Linked DNA regions of Homo sapiens: region 2 is linked to region 1. A link is an interaction called in ENCODE POLR2A ChIA-PET data of the cell type or tissue named here. Cell type or tissue: GM12878. All regions are shown on one strand. Links, peaks and the distances in the headings refer to the core of each region. The heading gives the core; the rest is flanking DNA. Region 1 overlaps LOC105370108 (a long non-coding RNA gene). Region 2 has its middle 46 kb from the start of LINC00621.

Region 1 (10,451 bases), core at 1,702-9,701:
ATAATCCAGGCCCTTCAAAGTGTCCTGGAACCCTTGTTACACAATCCTATATAGACTACAATCAACATCCTCACTTCCTGTGTTCTACATCCTGCACCCATGCGACAAGGCACAGGAAATGCAGGATTCTAAGACAGTCCTCAACTACCATGGCAATACTACAAAACAAAGGCAGAGTTAAGAGGGAGTTACTTTTATTGGAGTGACAAAGATCTCTGGCTCCCCTACAATCAGACTCAAGACCACAGAGATTATTGGCCTGTCTTAAACATAAATAAGCCTGTCTGAAAGATTCAAGATGCTGGGGCAATTCCATAGATATGAGAACGATAAAATGAACCCAAAAGTCAGAGGCACCCAATAGCCAGGTGGAAAGCTCCTCTGGTCCTTTGAAGAAGGTGGTAGGGGAAGAACAGGAATGAGGACATTCTTCCCTTCCTCTATTCATATAAACATTAGCAATGGTTTTCCGAACAAAGAAGAGCAGCTGCTTTCCAGCCAGTGGATCAAAGTGTGAGCAGGTGACGATGCCTGCTCTCTAAGAGAAGCCTATCAGGCACCAAAGTGCAAAGGTGACAATTAGAATGGACAAGGTGAGTAGGTGTTGAAATATCCACACAATATTTCCAAAAGTTCAGAGATTACTGTAGATTATGTCCTGGAGCTGGGAAAATGTTTGAGTTGGGAGGGTTTTCATTTTTGCCTGAAGTGATTCTCCAAGTTTAAATGTATACCTTTATAACTATGACATTTCTGTAAAACAAAAGATCTCATTGTTCCTCCTTTCATTGGTGAACTCTTATTCAATTCACATAACACACTAGAGTTCTTTCATTTTTCTTTGGTTTCCAGCACAAAACTCTGTGACATCTTCCTAACTGACAGCCAAATGTTTATAAGCCTACCTATCCAAGACAGGTACTTTTTATTTGAAATGCCATTGATAGATTTAATTATGTTCAACTTTCTCAAAAAAACAATCCCACTGGCGCAGTGAAATATATTGAGTTTGATGTGTTTGGCTGCAAAAACTTTCATTTGGCCAAGGCTACATAGTCTGAAGGCTCCAAGTGTAAATTATAATGTTATTTGAGATGAAGTATAGAGTCATTTGTGGTGCTCGGGCACGACACATGACGTAATCTTACACTCTATCTGCAGGTGTGATATTGGATTCTGCTAGGACAGGCACCTGGTATCAATGTTCAGTCTGGCATTGTTTCAACACAGTCTACCGTGGATGAAGATGACTAAAATAAAATAGCACCCAGCTACAGCAGGGTCGTTTTTTTTTCTTTTTTTTTTTTAAAAGGAGGACTGATAAGCAACAATTACCAATGAGTTAAATGGTATCTGATTACTCTCTTTCCCGGAGCAGCACAAAATTCTTGCTCTTTACAGTAATAGTCTCAGGGCTATAAGAAGACAGAAGTAAAATAATGTATTATGAATAACCAATATAATAATGCATATGCATGGATTATTAATATGTAAACATATTATAACTAATAATAAATACACATGAAAAGAATGCAGATATTGATGGCTTCTTTTTCAAACACAGTTGATGGACGTATACTGAGCCATGCATTTTCTCCTTATGACATTCATCACACTAGTAGTTACTTATGGAATGCCTGTCTCTACCTCTAGTCTCTAAGCCAAGCGAGGGGAGGGACCTAACAGACTGCCTGGCACCTAAGAGTGGCTCAATACATCTGCTCAGTGAATGACTGTGTTCTCATGTTCTTTCTCATGGCCTGATCTTTGCAGAGGCATTCACTTACAAATTAGGCAGCTGCCTGGTTGGGGGTTTAAAGGTATGGCCTCTAATCATGGAGTAGAGAAAACCAGCTACCCTATTTGAAAACAGTACCTATGATCTTAACATCATTGAGATGTCTGTGAGATGCTCTAGCATCCTCAAAATGCACTGCCATGGCCAGATGTATCAGCAGCTGAAAAGATAATCTTTTGGGTATTTTGGGAGGAGATAGGGAAATATGATTTTCCAAAGTGATCTCTAGTAACCTAAGCACCTTGAAATTTTTAGATATTACAAACATTTATAGAATTTATCTTTTTAAAGTTAATGGGAATTCAAATTAAAGGGTTTGATGGACCTTAATCCAGGCATAGGATGGATGGATCAGCATGATACATTTGATGGGCAGTTATGTGAGAGATCAGTTAAGGTGTGAGAACTGAAAGAACATGGTAGAATCTCAAGCCGAATTTTGAACCATTCTAGGAAAATGAAAACTATTCATTTATTGATTTTATCCCCTCCCTAAGGGGAAGAATATGATTTCATTAGTTTAAAATTCAAAGAAAGATCCCAAAATGATTCTGTAGTCATAATCTCATTTGATCCCCATAACACCCCCCAAAAGGCAGGCAGGGGTCTCGAGTCACCTTCCCTCTGCCTGGGTGGGTAATTGGCTTGGCCTTGGTGTCCCGTTTCTCCCTCCACATCAGGCTGTCTCTCCTAAATGTTCAGACTCACTCAACTTGCCGCCTTGTCCTACTCAACCAGAGCGTTCACATTTAGAAGCGACGTGGCTGGCAATTGGAGCCTTTGCACTCCCACGTGGCTCTTCTTGTTTCCCTCGTGTGCTGGATGGCTCAATCTTGCAAAACGTGAACTCCAAGGAAGTTAATTCTTTCCACAGGCCCCACCACATTTGACAATCGAAGCTGGCATCTCACCCTCTCTCCTGTTTATGTGCCAGTGGCAAACAGAGGTCTTCCGTTAGAACAGACTATTTTGGTGCATAGCAGTCTACTAGGGCCAGTTCTCAATCAGGCAACCCGACAAGCAGAGAGCGGCCTAACACCACTGCAGTCAATCAGGGCTTCCTTGGCAGGATTTTTCTGAAGTGCTGGTGCATATCACATAACATCTCAAAGCATTTTTTTTAAAGAAGTCAGGGAAATGTTCCTGCCTGTGTTTGAATTCGCACCCTGTTGTTTAGCAAATCCAAACCTAAAAAAGGTTTCAACAACTTTTGAGAAATAATCTCGAAGTCTTTTTACACATGTACATTGAGGGGTTTTTCTCCTCTTTTTAATTTGCCTGGAGGAATAAAAATGGTATCACCCATTGAAAAAAAATACTTATTCATCCATGCATTCATTCATCACAGTCAAAACTATGTAATTCAATAGTATACTTCCATATAATGCAAAACTATTGAAAGTTAGAGGGAAGACAAGACAGAAAGGGAGAGAGGAATTTCCATTCTCTCTTCTAAAGTTCTTAAAGAGATACATGAAAGTCCCAAGATGAAGATATGCTTTTGTGGACGTCCATAGGGCCAAGCTAGGACTGTTGATTCTAAAACCATTAGAAGAGAGAGAAAGGGTAAGGAAGTTTGTGAAGAAATGGCAAGAGGCCACTTAACAGGTTTAGTCAACCCTCCTGATGAGGCCAGCCATTTCCCGAAAGGTTCAAGAGACACGGTCAAAGTAAGAGGCAGGTGAGAGCCACAAACGAAGACCAGAAAGGTTTTAGAAAATATAAATTTTCAAAAAATGCAAAATGACACACACAAGACTGGAATATCGAGTACGGTTGTGCTTGGCATCTGCAGGGCACTGGTTTCAGGAGCTCTGAGGCCAAGCTTGCTAAGTTTTCTGTCCCTGGAAGCAATTGAGCCAACTCAATGCTACCTTTCATGATGGATCAGGAGATTCTGAAAGTGAGTACAAGGTTGGATCTGATGACTTTTGTGGACCTTGCCAACTCTACAGAATGTGTGACTCTAAACTACAGGATAAATGAATCTCGACTACTACTTTCTTCCAAATCCATGAGAACAGAGTGTTTCAGAACAGAATAAATGTCACTGGGAGTAATTCTTCCTGATGCTGGATTCAAAGGTCTTCCTGTCCTTCCATACCACCACCACAAATTCATCCTGCCATAGACTCACAGAATCTTAGAGTCAGAGAAACCATTTTAAATTATTCATCCACATTTCCACCCAAAGGGAAAATCTCCCTGGCATCAGTGTGAGCCAAATGTCAATCAGCTTCTGCTGGGAATCATTTAGACCAGGAACACAGGCCTCATGAGGCAGCCACATTCTTTCTAGAATGTTCCCATTCATTAGAAAAGCCATCCATACATGCAACTAAATGTATCTTCCTGTGCAACTCACCTACTGCTCCCAGATTTTGCTTGCTTTTATTTTAGTAGCTTTCCAACTCCAATTCTTGTTTAATTTGAAGTCCAGCTGGGCCTCAGGGCAATACTTTGCTACCATGCTCTTATTAGTTCACTCTCTGAAGGTGAGAGCTCTGAGGAGGAGGAGATTTGGCCATGCATGATGTATGTTATCATTACTATTAAGGACAAGAATAACTGCCATTTATCAGGTGCCTTGTCATGTATATGCATATTGCCAGTCCTCTCAACAATCTTTATAGTATGTATTATATCCATTTATAGTTGAAAAAAAAAAACAACACTCAGCACAGGTTAATGACTCACTTAAGGGCAAAAAGATAATAAGGAGTAAGCCAGGATCTGGAGCCCCACAGCATGCGTGCTTTCCATTAACCCTCCAGGTTGTTTGTTTTACCTGTCCAAGTGAACTGTATTTTTAGCCTATTTGGTTTGTCATCACCTTTTTTTTCCAATTTGTGGCAACGGCATTATCTTATAGCCTAGACTGCCTGAGAATCAATGACTTCTGACCAGTAAATACTCAGCAAAGGTAAATATAATGAATGAAACTATCAATTCCCAAACTATGTAAAGGGTACTTATTCTGGGTTGAGTCAAAGAATGAAATGAGTCAAACAAATGAAAGCACAAACTTCACAAGAGAATGCATATGTATTTACTTTGGAGAGTTGCAGCTTAGGAGACAGAGCATTACACTCTATAGACATTTAAGCATTGCAAATCTCACTAATATGTATGGTTCAGAAAAATTAAGAGAGATACCTGTGAACAACATCACCCCCCAAATACGTTCAGTAGTGCTTAAAATGTTTTATTAAAACTCAAAAAAAAGACGTGCAAAAAAAGTTGAATCAAATGACTGATGATGTTCAAAGTGTTGAAAGAAACATTTTTTCCTGAACTGTTATACAGTGCCACCCACGTGGGAAACTCAACAGACATATTAATTATACCTAGCATGTAATCCAAAAGATCCAGAGAATGTGCTTTATTTATTTTTTCTTTAGGGAATGGGAGGAGAGTAAAATAAGATGATAGCTGCAGATGATGTGGATATATGGGTGTGCTGTTTTCATCTGAAAAATCTTAAGTCACACTGATTCCTCCCAAAATTGTTATCTCCCTCTGTAAATAAACCCAAACCTAATTACTACACTGAGCTCTGATACAGATTCTATTGCTCAACCTGGGAAAGACTTCCAAAATGACCTACGTCTCTGAGGGTTTGGTTTTTGAGGTTCCCCCCCTCCACACACACACACACAAATTCACTCTTACACACTGATAATCACTTTTGTTTATCACTTTTTCCACCTCCTGCAAGGAGATGTGCGTCATTTCTGGACTTTTTCCAACCCCTGTTTATAAAAGCTTGAGCAATCTCAAAACACCTGGTTTGCTGAAAGAACTAAAGAGGGGCCAAAATGTGACTAAAGTGTAGACCACCTAAAAAAATCTGAAAACAGCGGAACCCTGAGCCAGATATCAGAGGCTGGTATTTCATTAGCACTGGCTTTATTTTGGTACATGCTTGTAAAATGAACTAAAAAGCTTTGAGGTATAATACCAAATCCCTTGAGGTGATGAACTTAGACTGAGCTATCCTGAGCCTTGATGTTGTGGTCTGTTGGTTTGTTTGCTTAGGTAGCGAATGCAGCAGCTGACTGCAATGCTCATTTGCAATCTGCAGACGCAGGTCCCTCCAGGAGGGAACTCAGCTCTAAAGAGGCCCCCATCTCTCTCTCTCACTCACTCTTACTCCTTTGGGCACACCCAACTTTCCATGCTTCCTAGATAAACCCACTCTTTCCCACCTCACTTCCCTGGTGCAAGCCATTCCCTCTGCCTGAAATACTCACCACCCCCTAACTCCTGATCTTAGCCCTGACTATAACTCTTACTTCAGAAATCAGAGTCAATAATTCTTCCTTAGTAATCCCTTCTCTGGCTCCCCCAACAAAATGTCCCTATATCCAACCTACAGGGCCATGTTCCTGTCCTGCTTGGGACTCAGCACACCTGTTTCTGTGTTTAATGGTGGCTTCTCTGTCCCAAGCTTCATGACAGCAGAGACCATGCCCAGCTGGCTCGCTGCTATGTCCCCCAAACTTAGTCGAGTGGGCAGCACAGACCATGCTCAATGAGTATTGGCTGACTGATTACCAAGCTCACTTATCTTTCAATCTCTTTATTTCAGGGTACGGACTAAGTCTCAGTCATCCTCACTGTTCCTGAACATCACACAATTTCCAACAAGTAGTATTTCATATGCATTTCTTGAAATAAATGAATAAAAGGGGTACATACTTCCAATTTATAACATGATATAAAAATAGATAATTATGTAAGGAGCTATGCACCTTTGTCCCTTAAAAAACAGTTGTGTTTTCAAACAAAATGCCCCAATAATAAATAACTCCATCCAGCAGTAAACTCACACTGTGCCCCATCCTCTGCTTTTTTCTTGAGGATTATCTGCCAAAAACAAAACAGTCAGCTCTAGCATGACAAGTTCTATCAGCCAAAGTTATCTGGGATTCTTTTAAGCCTGTGTGGTTTGTTTCGTTTTATTTTAACTAAACCCAAACTTAAAAAAAAAAAATCAAATTTGAATCTGGGAAGCTTTAAAAGATAAGGGCATTGTTGGATATTTTTATTCCCAAAACAAAATTTATTATAGGATTGTGTTCTGCTGATATATCCAGAGGCATTCAAACTAATATAGAATGTTGAAGAAAATAAATCTGGATGTAAAGATGAGAAATAGTCTAGATAGAATATTGTCTTTCAGCATCTAAATGTGAGCTTATGCCTGAGGAGTCTCCCTCTATAGGGAGAATAATCCAATCCAGTGAGGATGGGCAGCGGGGAGTGGGGAGGAGGGAAACGTCTCCTGGCCATATTGGGGTTTTTAAATGAATGAAATGCTGACAACTTGATCATAACCAGGTTGCTTTCTCACCATTACCACAATGAGTAAAATTTACTTAGTCAATACTCACAAGTGAGAGTTTTAAAAAATGTATTCAGTTTAAGCTGTTTGTTAAAACATATGACCTATATTGAAATGCTCAGATGTTAATGATAATAAAAATCAGAAATATTCTGGAAAGGATAAAGAACATTTTCCCAATCTGCTTGCAATTGTTTCTATCCTTTTTTTTTTTTTTCATTTAATCACCCTGTAAATCAGAAAATTAATGGCAACCTTATTTCACCTTGGATAAATGTACACACTTTCCCTAGTTAAGAAGCCCACCAGGTTTTAACTTGTTGAATACACACTGTAGCTGGTCTGCAAGGAAGACAAGCAAGCCAATAGTTTCTGTCTACATGTGGAAATTTTACAATATCTGGAGAAACCAGTGACACAACTAAGAATGCTAATATTTTTCTGTATTCAGTAAAAGCTCTGGAAGTCATGATGTAAAATCCTTCCCTATGCTTAAACTACGTACCTGCCCAGAGTTCATCAGCTATAAGAAAATAAGGCCATTCAAACATTTTACCAATTCATTACATGCTATCACTGCCACCTCACGAGCCAATAAAAATGCAGAATTCTCAATGTTTGTGGGGATGGCAATGCATCCCTGCTATGTGAGGAATCTCAGCCTGGTCTGGGATCTGCCAGGTAAAACTTTCCTGTTGGGCTGTGTTGAATTTTCTTCAAGAAACAAAACAAAAAAGTAGAGAAAAAATACAAAAATAAGAAGAAAAAAGAGAAAATACTAGTGCACAATAACGTGCATGGAAAGGCAGACTGACATGATTGTGCACCTTTGCCCAGGTCATCCCACCTCTGTGGGACTCAGTTTCTTCACCTGCAGAATCCTGCAAAGGCAATTCTTCATAATTCATTACCAAGATCACATAATTCTAAACTGTTGAGACACAGCCTCATTCCCATAAGATGAGCTCCTAAAGCCACCACCCTCAGATGGGTTTCTCTTTCAATTTGACCCATTGGTGGACTCAGTGGGATGAGTGGTACTTTAAGACTCACTTCTGACATTTTAGTGACAGTTATTTTCCAACTAATTTTACACCACTGCCTTCCTGTACATTCTTGAACTTCATTTTGGTGTCTCTTTGATGACCACATTTAAACTATAGTAAGGATAGGAATGAGAGAAAATGAATACAAAAAATTCCTTCTTTTTTCTCAATTACAGTATCTTTTTAATCATCCCAGGATATTGGCTAATATGGTGCTCAAATGGTATCCACTTAGTAAAACCAACTCTAGAAGAAAAAGTCAAAATATAATGAGGAATGGAAAGTAAACGGGCCATCCCATCTTCCCTACCTCATTTTCACAAATCTCAATCTCAGAAGGATAGAAAGTTTCCACACTCACCTCTACTAGAGGACATGCCAGCCCCCCATGGGAGGGGCAAGACCAGTCTTTGGACTTTGCTGTAAAATTAAGGTGGAAATTTCTGAAACTTCTATTATCCACTCAATATATACTATTGAAAGCTTATTATGTGTCACTATCTTGTACCTCTTAAAATTACTGAAATAAGGAAAGTGCATTTCATAAGACGTGTGCTTCTCTATAAACCAAATTGAAGACAGAGCAACGTGACCTCACATCTATCACTTTCTAGTTGTGTAAACTTTAATACTGAGGCTTAGTTTTCTTATTAGTAAAATGGCCACTAAATACCTGTTTCGCAGGATTGCTAGAAAATCAAAGTGACGTAAATGCTTCAGCAGTTCCCCTACCCACCTTTATCTGAGGTTTCACTTCCTGAGGTCTCAGTTACCCAGAGTCACCCGTGGTCTGAAAATATTAAATGGAAAATTCTGTAAATAAACAAGTCATATGTTTTAACTTGTGCCCCATTCTGAGTAGCAGGATGAAATCTTGCCCTGTCCCACTGCTCTCCATCCAGGGCGTGAATAATCCCTTTGTCCCAGGGATCCACACTGCATGCACCACCCACCCACCCATCAGTCACTTGTGCCCAGTTGGTCATCAGATCTACTTTCGCAGTATCACAAGGCTGAGGTTTAAGCTTTATTTGACTTACTCATGATTCCAAAGTGCAAGAGTAGTGATGATGGCATATTGTTATGATTTTCTATTATTAGTTATTATTAATCTCTTACTGAGTTTAATTTATAAAATAAATTTTATAGATATGTATGTGTAGGAAAAAACATAGTGTATATATGGTTTATTACTATCTGAGGTTTTAAGCATCACTGGGGGGTCTTAAGACTGTATCCCCACAGATAAGTGGGGAATACTGATACGATTCCTGGTATAGTATGCATATTAAGTATGCATACTTTAGTATAGTATAGTGTGCATACAGATGCATATTAAGTGTTAAACAATATCAAGAAGTACTATCATCATTGCCATAAGCAATGCTGTTATCCAGAATGGTTGTTTTTATAATGAAAGATCAACAGAAGGGCAGCTAGGTTGCATCTGGTTCCAGACAAAGAATGGAGCTGTGACCCTGCATGAAGTCAGGATATTGTCGGCCAATAGAAACACTCTGAGGACTTCTGTAAGTTTCTATGAAGAAGACAGTTGCTCACTCTTCGATCAAGTAGACTTAGTATTTTCCAAAGAAAAAGATGAAAAACTATGGGAAAACCCACTGGAAACCTTCATGCTGAGAGTGAGATAAGCAGAATGCAGACCTGTCCTCTCTAGCCACTGTCCCTGGGGCTGCCCTTGCTGCACGCCGGTGGGCTTGACAGAACAGCGCAGACAAGACCAACAGCTGCTCAGCAGCAATATCTGATTCAAAGCTTTCTGAAGCGGTGAGGACTGTGGACTCCTGGGGTCAAGAGGCAGCAACATGTCAGTGTGAGCCAGTGGAAGGAGGCCTGGGGGTCTGGGATGGTGTTGTGTGGGCCCTAGAGCTTCTGCCAAGCCCAAGTCCCCTACGATAACTAAGCCATGGAAGGAAGTAGAACCAAAGGGGATGTGATGGTGCAGGAAGTCCCAGGAGGGTGCAGAAGAGACGACATTTCTTTAAAAATGCCCCCACATAAATGGGAGATTTCACCGCTTTAACTCTAAAATAACGTTCAAAAGAGCCAATTTCTGTAAGCAATCATGAAACAGAAGCTGAGAAAGTTTCAACGCTCAGAGAATAAAGAAAGGAGTAGTCACTGCTGCAATCTCCAGCTTGAATTTTTTTTTCCTTTGCAAATGCAGGTTTTAACAAATGGAAATATTACATCTGTATACTGTGAACATCTTTCCTTGTCAGTATGTTTTCTGTTATGG
Region 2 (10,451 bases), core at 1,574-9,573, 790 kb before region 1:
GATTTGTTAATCAGAGATGCCTCCATACTACAAAATAGAATGAGAGGTCATACTGAGAACAAGGAAGTAGAACAATAGAACAAAAGCTGACTGGTTAACTTCAGGTTCCTGCAGGTTACTTTGTTCATAAGCGTTAAAGCAGAGGGGACTTTTTTAGTATACTGACTCAGACTTGTATCCCCTGATTTCAGGAAAAACAAGTCTGATGTGGGATCTACCTGTTTCCTTAGAGTTCCAGTTTAATTATATGGTATTTAGCATGAGTGACTCCATTTTGGTTTAGTCTGGTCTCTTGTGGCCCAATTTGTAATAGCTCAGTCTAAAACAAGGGCCTCCCATAACTTTTGTTTAATCCTTCTTAGAACAACAGGGGATTTAAATACATTATGACCATTAATCTTAATAAGGTCAGCCAAAGTTGCTAGACACTTTTCAAGTTAGAAAGACTGAACATCTGCCCAGAAATAAAATGACCAACAAATGCAAATCTCCTACTTGAGGACCACTTTTTTTTAAGGTGTGTATGCCTCTATAAATAGATTATAAACAAACTTGTCTCTTTGTCTCCTAGTGAAGCAAAAGGAACCTGTGATGGGATTTCCTCATTGAGCAGAGGCTGTAATTGGATTTTATCTTGGGCAGAGAATATAGTTGAATTTCACCATGTATCCGTGATTTTTGCCCTGGAAAATGTAACTAAATGGGCCAGAACACCTCTTTCTCCATTATTTTTTTTTCTTTTTCTCTTTCTTTTTTTTTTTTTTTTTTTTTTTTTGAGACGGACTCTCGCTCTGTCGCCCAGGCTGGAGTGCAGCGGCACAATCTCGGCTCACTGCAAGCTCCGCCTCCCGGGTTCGCTCCATTCTCCTGCCTCAGCCTCCCAAGTAGCTGGGACTACAAGCGCCCACCACCACGCCCGGCTAATTTTTTGTATTTTTATTAGAGACCGGGTTTCACAGTGTTAGCCAGGATGGTCTCGATTTCCTGACCTCGTGAGCCGCTGCCTCAGACTCCCAAAGTGTTGGGATTACAGGCGTGAGCCACCACGCCCAGCACTCTTTCTCCACTTCTATATCAGTAGGGTGGCATAGCTTGAGGAGCCTCTGCTGTAGGTTAGGGGAACTTCTCTGTCATGATTTATCCACAGTTGCTGAGGACAAGATTTGGAGTGAGGCATGTTCAAATAACTAGGTGAGCCTATTCAGGCAGAGGGCTGAAAACTTTACATTTAACATTGGATTATTGTTCGTTGTTCATTTAATAAGCAGTAAAAAACATGAGAAAACTTTTGTTCCATCTCCTGATTTTTTTGAAATTTCCACTTCATTTTGTTAGGAAGACAGAGATACAGTGATGCCCAGGCTAGGTGGGCCTTCACACAATATGGTGCCTTAACCATATTGCTACACAGAGCTGTAGCTATTCCAGAGAAAATGCAGCAGAGACCACAGAGTGTCTGCCAGGCTTCCTCAATTTTACTGAAACACATGTACTACCTGCATGCGCTAATGAGAAATAAAAAGATTTCATAGTCATTTGGAGATTCAAAATGCTCACCATCAAGAGTGACTACTGTAAACGAAGGAGCCAAGGACAATTGCCAGGGAAAGAGTCAGATGAAAAAAATAAAGGAAGAAAGAAGAAAGGAAGGAAGAAAGGACAAAAGGAATGGAGGGAGGGAGGGAAAGAGGGAGAAAGGGAGAAATGAATGAAGGAGAAAGAAAAGGAAGTGAATGGTGTCAAACAGAAAACTTGCAAAAGAAAGTGGGTGGTTTGAAGTTTAGGATAAAGGGAATAAAAGATCCAGATAAATTTTTTAACAAGCAAATTAAAGTTATGAAATGCTAAGTGAAAGAAAACTGAAATCAGCCTAAGGAGCAGAACAATATTGCTCAGCAGGGGATGGTGGTTTTCAAGGTATCTGTCTTAGTCAATTCAGGCTGCTATAACAAAACATCATAGACTGGGTGGCTTAAACCACAAACATTTATTTTCCACAGTTCTGAAGGCTGGGAAGTCCAAGATTAAGGCGTCAACAGGTCTTGTGTCTGCTGAGGGCTGTCTCCCTGATTTGCAGATGTCTGCTTTCTTGCTGTGTCCTCACATGGGAAAAAGAGAGAGAATTTGCTGGTATTCCTTTTTATAAGGACACTAACCCCATTCATGAGGGTCCCACCCTCATGACCTCGCCTAAACCTATAACCTCCAAGGACTCCATTTCCAAATACCAGCAACCACATGTGTGAGCTTAGAAGAGGATCCTTCCCCAGGTGAGCCTTGAGATGACCCTGGCCTGTGACTTGATGGCAGCTTTTGAGAGACTGAGCCAGAGGCCTCCAGGTAAGCCCTTCTCAGATTCCTGAACCACAGAAACTGTGAGATAATCAATTTTATTGATATCTTGTGGATATTGATATCCCCAGTTTTATTGTGGAATAGATAACTGCCACACAGCTCCTGACAACTGGCATCTTGACACATGTTCTGTGCTCCAGGTCCCAGTAACTGTGCCCATCCATTGTTACCACAGGTCACAGTGGCCCTGGCCCTGGGGCATTATACTCTCTCTTGGTGTATTAGTCCATTCTTAGGCTGCTAATAAAGATATATCTGAGACTGGGTAATGTATAAAGAAAAAGAGGTTTAATGGACTCACTGTTACATATGGCTGGGGAGACCTCACAATCATGGAGGAAGGTGAAGGAGGATCAAAGGCACATCTTACATGGTGGCAAGACAGAGAGCATGTGCAGGGGAATTGCCCTTTATAAAACCATCAGATCTCATGAGACTTATTCACTATCATGAGAACAGCATGGGAAAAACCCGCCCGCATGATTCAATTACTTCCCACTGAATCCCTCCCATGACACATGGGGATTATGGGAGCTGCAATTCAAGATGAGATTTTGGGGGAAGGGCATAGCCAAACCATATCATTCTTCCCTGGGCCCCTCCCAAATGTCATGTCCTCACATTTCAAAATACAATCATGCCTTCCCAACAGTCCTCCAATGTCTTAACTCATTTCAACATTAACCCAAAAGTCCAAGTCCAAAGTCTCATCTGAGACAAGGCAAGTCCCTTTCGCCTATGAGTCTGTAAAATCAAAAGCAAGTTAGTTATTTTCTATATACAATGGGGGTACAGGCATTGAATAAATATTCCCATTCCAAATAAGAGAAATTGGCCAAAACAAAGGGGCTCCAGGCCCCATGCAAGTCTAAAATCCAGCAGGGCAGTCAAATCTTAAAGCTCCAAAATGATCTCTTTTGACTCCATGTCTCACATCCAGGTCACATTGATGCAAGAGGTGGGTTCCCATGGTCTTGGGTAGCTCCATCCTTGTGACTTTGCAGGGCACAGCTCCCCTCCCAGCTGCTTTCGCGGGCTGGCATTGAGTGGCTGTGGCTTTTCCAGGTTCATGGTGCAAACTGTCAGTGGATCGACCATTCTGGGGTCTGGAGGACAGTGGCCCTCTTCTCACAGCTCCACTAGGCAGTGCCCAATGGAGACTCTGTATAGGGGCTTCCACCCCACATTTCCCTTCCACACTGCCCTAGCAGAGGTTCTCCATGAAGGCTCTGCCCCTGCAGCACACCTCTGTCTGGACATCCAGGCATTTCCATACATCCTCTGAAATCTAGGCAGAGGTTTCCAAACTTCAATTCTTGACTGCTATGCACCTACAGGCTCAACACACCATGTGGAAGCTGCCAAAGCTTAGGGCTTGCACCCTCTGAATCCACGGCCTGGGCTGTACCTTGGCCCTTTTAGCCATGGCTGGAGCAGCTGGGATGCAGGGCACCAAGTCTAAAGGCTGCACACAGCAGGCGGGCCCTGGACCCAGCCCAGGAAACCATTTTCCCTCCCAGGCCTCTGGGCCTGTGATGGTAGGGGCTGTTGCAAAGGTCTCTGACTTGCCCTGGAAATATTTTCCCCATTGTCTTGGTGATTAGCATTTGGCTCCTTGTTACTTATGCAAATTTCTGCAGCTGGCTTGAATTTATCCTCAGAAAATGGGTTTTGCTTTTGTGCTGCATTGTCAGGCTGCAAATTTTTCAAACTTTTAAGCTCTGCTTCATCTTGAACACTTTGCCACTTTGAAATTTCTTCTACCAGATACTTTAAATCATCTCTCTCAAGTTCAAAGTTCCACAGATCTCTAGGGCAGGGGCAAAATGTCACCAGTCTCTTTGCATAGCAAGAGTGACCTTTACTCCAGTTCCCAACAAGTTCCTCATCTCCATCTGAGACCACCTCAGCCTGGACTTTATTGTGCATATCACTATCAACATTTTGGTCAAAGCCATTCAACAGTCTCTAGGAAGTTCCAAACTTTCCCACATTTTCCTTTCTTCTTCTGAGCCCTCCAAACTATTCCACCCTCTGCCTGTTACCTAGTTCCAAATTCACTTCCACATTTTGGGTATCTTTACAGCGGCACCACACTCTACTGGTACCAGTTTACTATATTAGTTCATTCTCACACTGCATTAAGACATACCTCGAGACTGGGTAATTTATAAAGAAAAAGAGGTTTAATGGAATCACAGTTCCACATGGCGGGGGAAGCCTCATAATCATGGAGGAAGGTGAAGGAGGAACAAAGGTATGTCTTACACGGCGGCAGGCAAGAGACCATGTGTAGGGGAACTGCCCTTTATAAAACCATCCAATCTAGTGAGACATTCACTATCATGAGAACGACATGGGAAAAACCTGCCCCCATGATTCAGATACCTCCCACTGGGTCCCTCCCATGACACACAGGGATTATGAGAGCTACAATGCAAGATAAGATTTGGGTGAGGACACAGCCGAACCATATCACTTGGGAATTCCCTGCATCCTACCCAGACCTTTGTAAGCTGGTCTCAGCCTGCCCAATTTGAATGTGCTGGTTCTTCCAGATCCCTGATGCATACCATTGTCTTGGCCAGGCCCATCACATAATGATTTTGAATCTTTTGACAGTATTCACCATATAATATGGCTACTTGAAGTAAATGTTTTCTAACCTGTCATTTAAAGTGATTTATGTATCATCTATATATCTACATTGTAAGTTAAAAAAAATCAACTGGATTAATAGGAAAGTAAATGTCAAAATAAGTGCAAAGGCAGGTTAGGTCCAAGGTTTTTTAAGTCCAGCAGTTCAGTAAGGCTAAGGCCCTCTTTCTTCTCTGCCAAACTCAATGTGTGGGCTTGATCTTCTAGATCACTCTCTAAAGGTGGCATGGTCCTTGCAGTTGATTTAGATATATTTTCATATCCTCCAGGCTAGGAAGCATTGATAGGCAAAAAATAAAATAATGTACCTTCTTAAGAATGAAGATACTGGGGGCCAGGTACAGTGGCTCACGTCTGTAATCCCAGCACTTTGGGAGGCCAAGGCAGGCGGATCATGAGGTCAGGAGATCAAGACCATCCTGGCTAACATGGTAAACCCCATCTCTACTAAAAACACACACAAAAAAATTAGCCGGGTGTGGTGGCAGTCACCTGTAGTCCCAGCTACTTGGGAGGCTGAGGCAGGAGAATGGTGTGAACCCGGGAGGCGGAGCTTGCAGTGAGTGGAGATTGTGCCACTGCACTCCAGCCTGGGCGATAGAGCAAGACTCTGTCTCAAAAAAAAAAAAAAAAAAAAAAAAAAAAAGAATGAAGATACATTTTCAGAAGATTCTTAGTAGAGTAACATTCAAATCTGTTTAGCAAGAACCACTTAATTGCTTGTCTACATCAATTAGCTGCAAAGGGAGTGGGGCCCTTATGAACACATAAAAGGAATCCAAACCTGCCTTTTAGAATCTGTGAAGCAAGCATGAGTTAAATAAAGGAGGGTGGATACCTAAAAAAAAAATCAATATCATGTCAGAAAGAAAGAAGCAGCTTTGAATGTCAGGTAGGCAATAAATAGTAACTGATACACTAAAATCTTTCCATTTTGTCCTCCGTCCATCCATCCATCCATCCATCCATCCATTCATCCATCTCATAATAAACTAATGCCACATAAAACTGAAATCATGTATTTGCTATTTCTTCCCCTTAAAAATTTTTGAATGTGACTCATGTTCACAACACACTGAATTTAGTGTGCTGGTTTACTTAATTTTTTTGTTTTTTTCAACAGACTGCTTACTTGTTAAGGTAAGAAGCACCTGTGAGTCTACTACTCATTGCTTTAACCTGGCCATAATTTACATTTAGCTTTATAGTCCCCCTACATTTCAAAACCTTCTCTTCTTCCCACCAAAAGTAACAGTCATCCCACCACTTTGTTAATTAACCCATTTTTATTTATGTATTTTTGTTGCTTCTATAATTTTGCCAATATATTTTATTTCTAACTTTATAGAAAACATATACTAAGCAATCTTCTTTCCCCACTCAATAGTATATTTCTAAATATACTATTTAGAAATATAATATATATTATATTATATTTAGAAATATAATATATATTATATTATATTTAGAAATATAATATATATTATATTATATTTAGAAATATAATATATATTATATTATATTTAGAAATATAATATATATTATATTATATTTAGAAATATAATATATATTATATTATATTTAGAAATATAATAGTTTATTTCTAAAATTCAACCACATGGTTGGTTATTCCCTTTGATTCCTTTATACGATTCCTTTCTGTGAATATCTTAGCACTTACTCATTTACTTGTGTCAGTGGACATATTATCTCTAGGGTTTTTGTACTGTGAACGGTTCTGCTTGGAACACTCTTTCATGTGTCCCCTAGCAAATGTAGAATTAGGTTCTATTAGATATGTAGCTTCTTGAGGAATTACCTAGGAGTCAAAATCCTTGATCATTATCAAATTAAAACCCTGTAAAGAGAATGAAAAGATAAGCTACAGACAGTAATATAATATTTTCAACTCACGTATCTGGCAAAAGACTAGTATTTAGAATATATAAAGAAGCCTCAAAATAAGCAGTAAAACATAAAGAATCCAATTGGGAAATGGGCAAAAGAAATGCACAGATATTTCGCTGATGAAGATATATAGATGATTAATAGCACACAAAAAGTTATCTAACAGCCATTAGAGAAATACAAAAGTAAAATCACAATGAGATGTCACTATATACCTATCAGCATGACTAAAATAAAAAATGTTGATGACACCAGGTACTGGTGAGGATGCAGAAAAACTGGATTACTCAGATGTTGCTGGTGGAAGTTAAAAATGACACAGCCACTCTGGAAAATCATTCAGCAGTTTCTGATAAAACTAAATATGCACTTACTACACAACTCAGCAGTTGCATTCCTGGGTATTCATCCAAGAGAAATAACAACTTATGTCCACACTAAAAATTGTACACAAGCATTCATAGTAACTTTATGTGAAATAGCCAAATATTGGAAACAGTCAAAATGTCCTTCAATAGGTGAATGGTTACACAAACTATGATGCACCCATAACATGGAATACTACTCAGTAATACAAAGAAATGAACAATGATGTACACAACAATTTCTATGGAACATCATTCTAGGGAATGATGCCAAGTGAAAAAAGTCAGAAAATTTCAGCTGAACTATTAGCTGTCTCATGAGTGCTGAAAAGGTGAACATTGGAATTTTGGATTCTGAAGTTCACTGGTAATTACCCTCAACTTTAGTTGTGCTGCCAGAAGGACAACACCATAGGAGTCAGGGGAAATAAGAATTATATTAGGACTTAGAAAGACTGAAATCCAATCTCAAACCAGCCCCATGCCTCATTGTGTTAAGATGATGGAAATTTCCCTTAACATAACTGCCCTGCCAGATGCCTCAAAAATTCATTCTAAAAGAAGATAATGCTCTCTAATGAATTGATATTTTTTCATCCACAACATCAGTTATTAAATTAAAGAAAGAACCAGAAAACTATTAGGCATTCTAAGGTATAAGACCAAGAAAAAACAGATAATAGAAACAGATGCAGAGTTGATCCAGAAATTGAAGTTAACAGAGGCAGACTGACATAATAGTGATTAGTATATTCAGGAAGATAGATGCCAAGGTGGAAAACATCATTAAGAGATTGAATCTAAAAACAATAATCAAATGAGTATTCAATAACTGAAATATAGTAACACGTTAAGCATCTGATCATTCCTTTCTGCCTGTTGCCCTCAGTCACGTGACTTTGCAGTGCCTTCCCATTCTCACACTGGCCTTGCCCATGTGCATTGCTTTGGTAAAGGGATACTAACAGACATGACAAAAACAGAGCCTCAACAAGGCCCTTGCATATTTCCACTTCCTCTCTAGCTCCTCTGTGGCTGCCAAGAGAGCACTGAGCTTGAGTGGTTGTTTGTTATGCAGCTTTGTTGTGGCAATCGATAGCTGATCCAGTAGAAGAGCTGTCACTGGCTATAACTGGAAAGAAATGTGCATAACATATTTTCTTTTTTTTTTTTTTTGAGACGGAGTCTCGCTCTGTCGCCCAGGCTCGAGTGCAGTGGTGCGATCTCTGCTCACTGCAAGCTCTGCCTCCTGGGTTCACGCCATACTCCTGCCTCAGCCTCCTGAGTAGCTGGGGCTACAGGTGCCCGCCACCACGCCTGGCTAATTTTTTGTATTTTTAGTAGAGAAGGAGTTTCACCATGTTAGTCAGGATAGTCTCGATCTCCTGACCTCATGATCTGCCCGCCTCAGCCTCCCAAAGTGCTGCGATTACGGGCGTGAGCCACCGCGCCCGGCCAACATATTTTCTTTCATACTTTGTATTCTTTCCTCCCTTCTAAGTATTTAGAATAACTTGTTTTTATTGTCCTGTGATGTGTGGAATTTACATAAGTTGGGACCTTCAAAGTGCAGGGATGAACTTTGTGGTGGTGATGTGGATCACAGACTATAAAGAATGAGCTAGGTCCTGGACACTGTAGCATTGGAATTTGTTTTTCAGTCACCTTTGTCATATGGCATGCCACACTGCTGTACACGGTACCAGCACAAGGAAGAGAAACTATCATATTGAGGCCCTCAGTTTTTTTTTACCTACAAATTTACCTCTTTGAGTCGTTTGAATCTGAACTTTTCCTCTCTTGAGATCACCATTTGTTAAAAAAAAAGTGGTGTAAGATCTTGATTCTAGTTTTCTTGGGTTATGTAATCTGAGTGTGATTGCAGAGTAGAATTACCCATGGTCGTTCTATTTTTAATTTTTTTAAGAAAGGGTTTCATGTTGATTGTAGCATTATTCACAGTAGCCAAGATATACACATAAACTAAGTGTCCATTGATGGATGAATGAAGAAAATGTGGTAAATGCATACCATGGAATATTTGATTGACTAAATTTCATATAGCTAATCAAATCTCTAATTTTCCTTGTGCTAAGAATCTCTTTTCCATTTTAGTTACCACCAACTTCCAAAGAATTGGAAAACATGGCCTTGCTACCATACCCCAACAGATTTGGATTGAAATTCTTCCACACAGAGCAAAACTGAGTCAGAAGCCTGTGTGGTGTGTAGGGGGAAATAGGCTAAAACAAAGTTCTATAACTGATCGACTGTATGTATAAGCAGGATTGATTCTTGGTGTCCTAGGTCATGAACAAAGGAGAGAGAGTTTTGATTTCTGTAACAGTGTATTGGCTTTCTCAGAGGGCTAAGATGAGCTGCTCAGACGAGTACATTTAAAAGAGATTTTTTGGCTGGGAGCGGTGGCTCACGCCTGTAATCCCAACACTTTGGGAGGCCGAGGCGGGTGGATCACGAGGTCAGGAGATCGAGACCATCCTGGCTAACATGGTGAAACCCCGTCTCTACTAAAAATACAAAAAAAAAAAAATTAGTTGGGTGAGGTGGCAGGCACCTGTAGTCCCAGCTACTCGGGAGGCCGAGGCAGGAGAATGGCATGAACCCAGGAGGCGGAGCTTGCCGTGAGCAGAGATCACGCCAGTGTACTCCAGCCTGGGTGACAGAGCGAGACTGTCTCAAAAAAAAAAAAAAAAAAAGAGATTTTGGCTGAGTGCAGTGGCTCACGCCTATTATCCCAGTGCTTTGGGAGGCCGAGGTGAGAGGATTGCTTGAGGCCAGGAGTTCAAGGTTACAGTGAACCATGATCATGCTACTGCACTGTGGCCTGAGTGACAGAGCAAGGCCTGTCTCAAAAGGGAGACTTTTTAAAGATGACAGAAATGTTTGTGAAGAAAATGTGCTTTTTAAAATGAGGTTGATTGGTTTTGATAGAACATATATTGATACACTTAAAGTATTTGTAATAATATTAAGAATAAACTTAAAGTTTATAAAATACCTCAACTTTGATTATTTTCCAGTCAAAGAATGGTGCAGGTGATTTCCTTTCTCTGGTTTGAAGAGTGTCAGGCTTAAGAGATTGGCCCTTCCATTCATACTCAGAGCCTGAGTATGAACCAAGTACCCTGGGGCCCACCAGTGGAA

The links. ChIA-PET counts read pairs that join two places held together with the same protein. Peaks named below come from ENCODE experiments on the same cell type or tissue, not always from the same donor. Only the 100,000 strongest peaks of a DNase experiment are listed, where the experiment ranks them.
Region 2: POLR2A ChIA-PET joins it to region 1 with 12 read pairs; 2 of 35 experiments call an interaction of 5 or more read pairs at or near these places.

Annotation. Positions count from the first base shown.
Region 1 is chr13:22,072,313-22,082,763 of GRCh38, reverse strand. LOC105370108 (a long non-coding RNA gene) reads right to left here. Exons shown (of 4, transcript XR_001749777.2): 3 at 8,928-8,981. Among named protein-coding and RNA genes, the nearest start is that of LINC00540, 130 kb to the left of the region's middle. RefSeq lists an enhancer at 1,470-2,021. In GM12878, for the core only: no CTCF peak of the experiment used is centred there; DNase peaks (open chromatin) are centred at 5,812 and 8,873.
Region 2 is chr13:22,864,824-22,875,274 of GRCh38, reverse strand. No RefSeq gene overlaps it. Among named protein-coding and RNA genes, the nearest start is that of LINC00621, 46 kb to the left of the region's middle. In GM12878, for the core only: no CTCF peak of the experiment used is centred there; no DNase peak of the experiment used is centred there.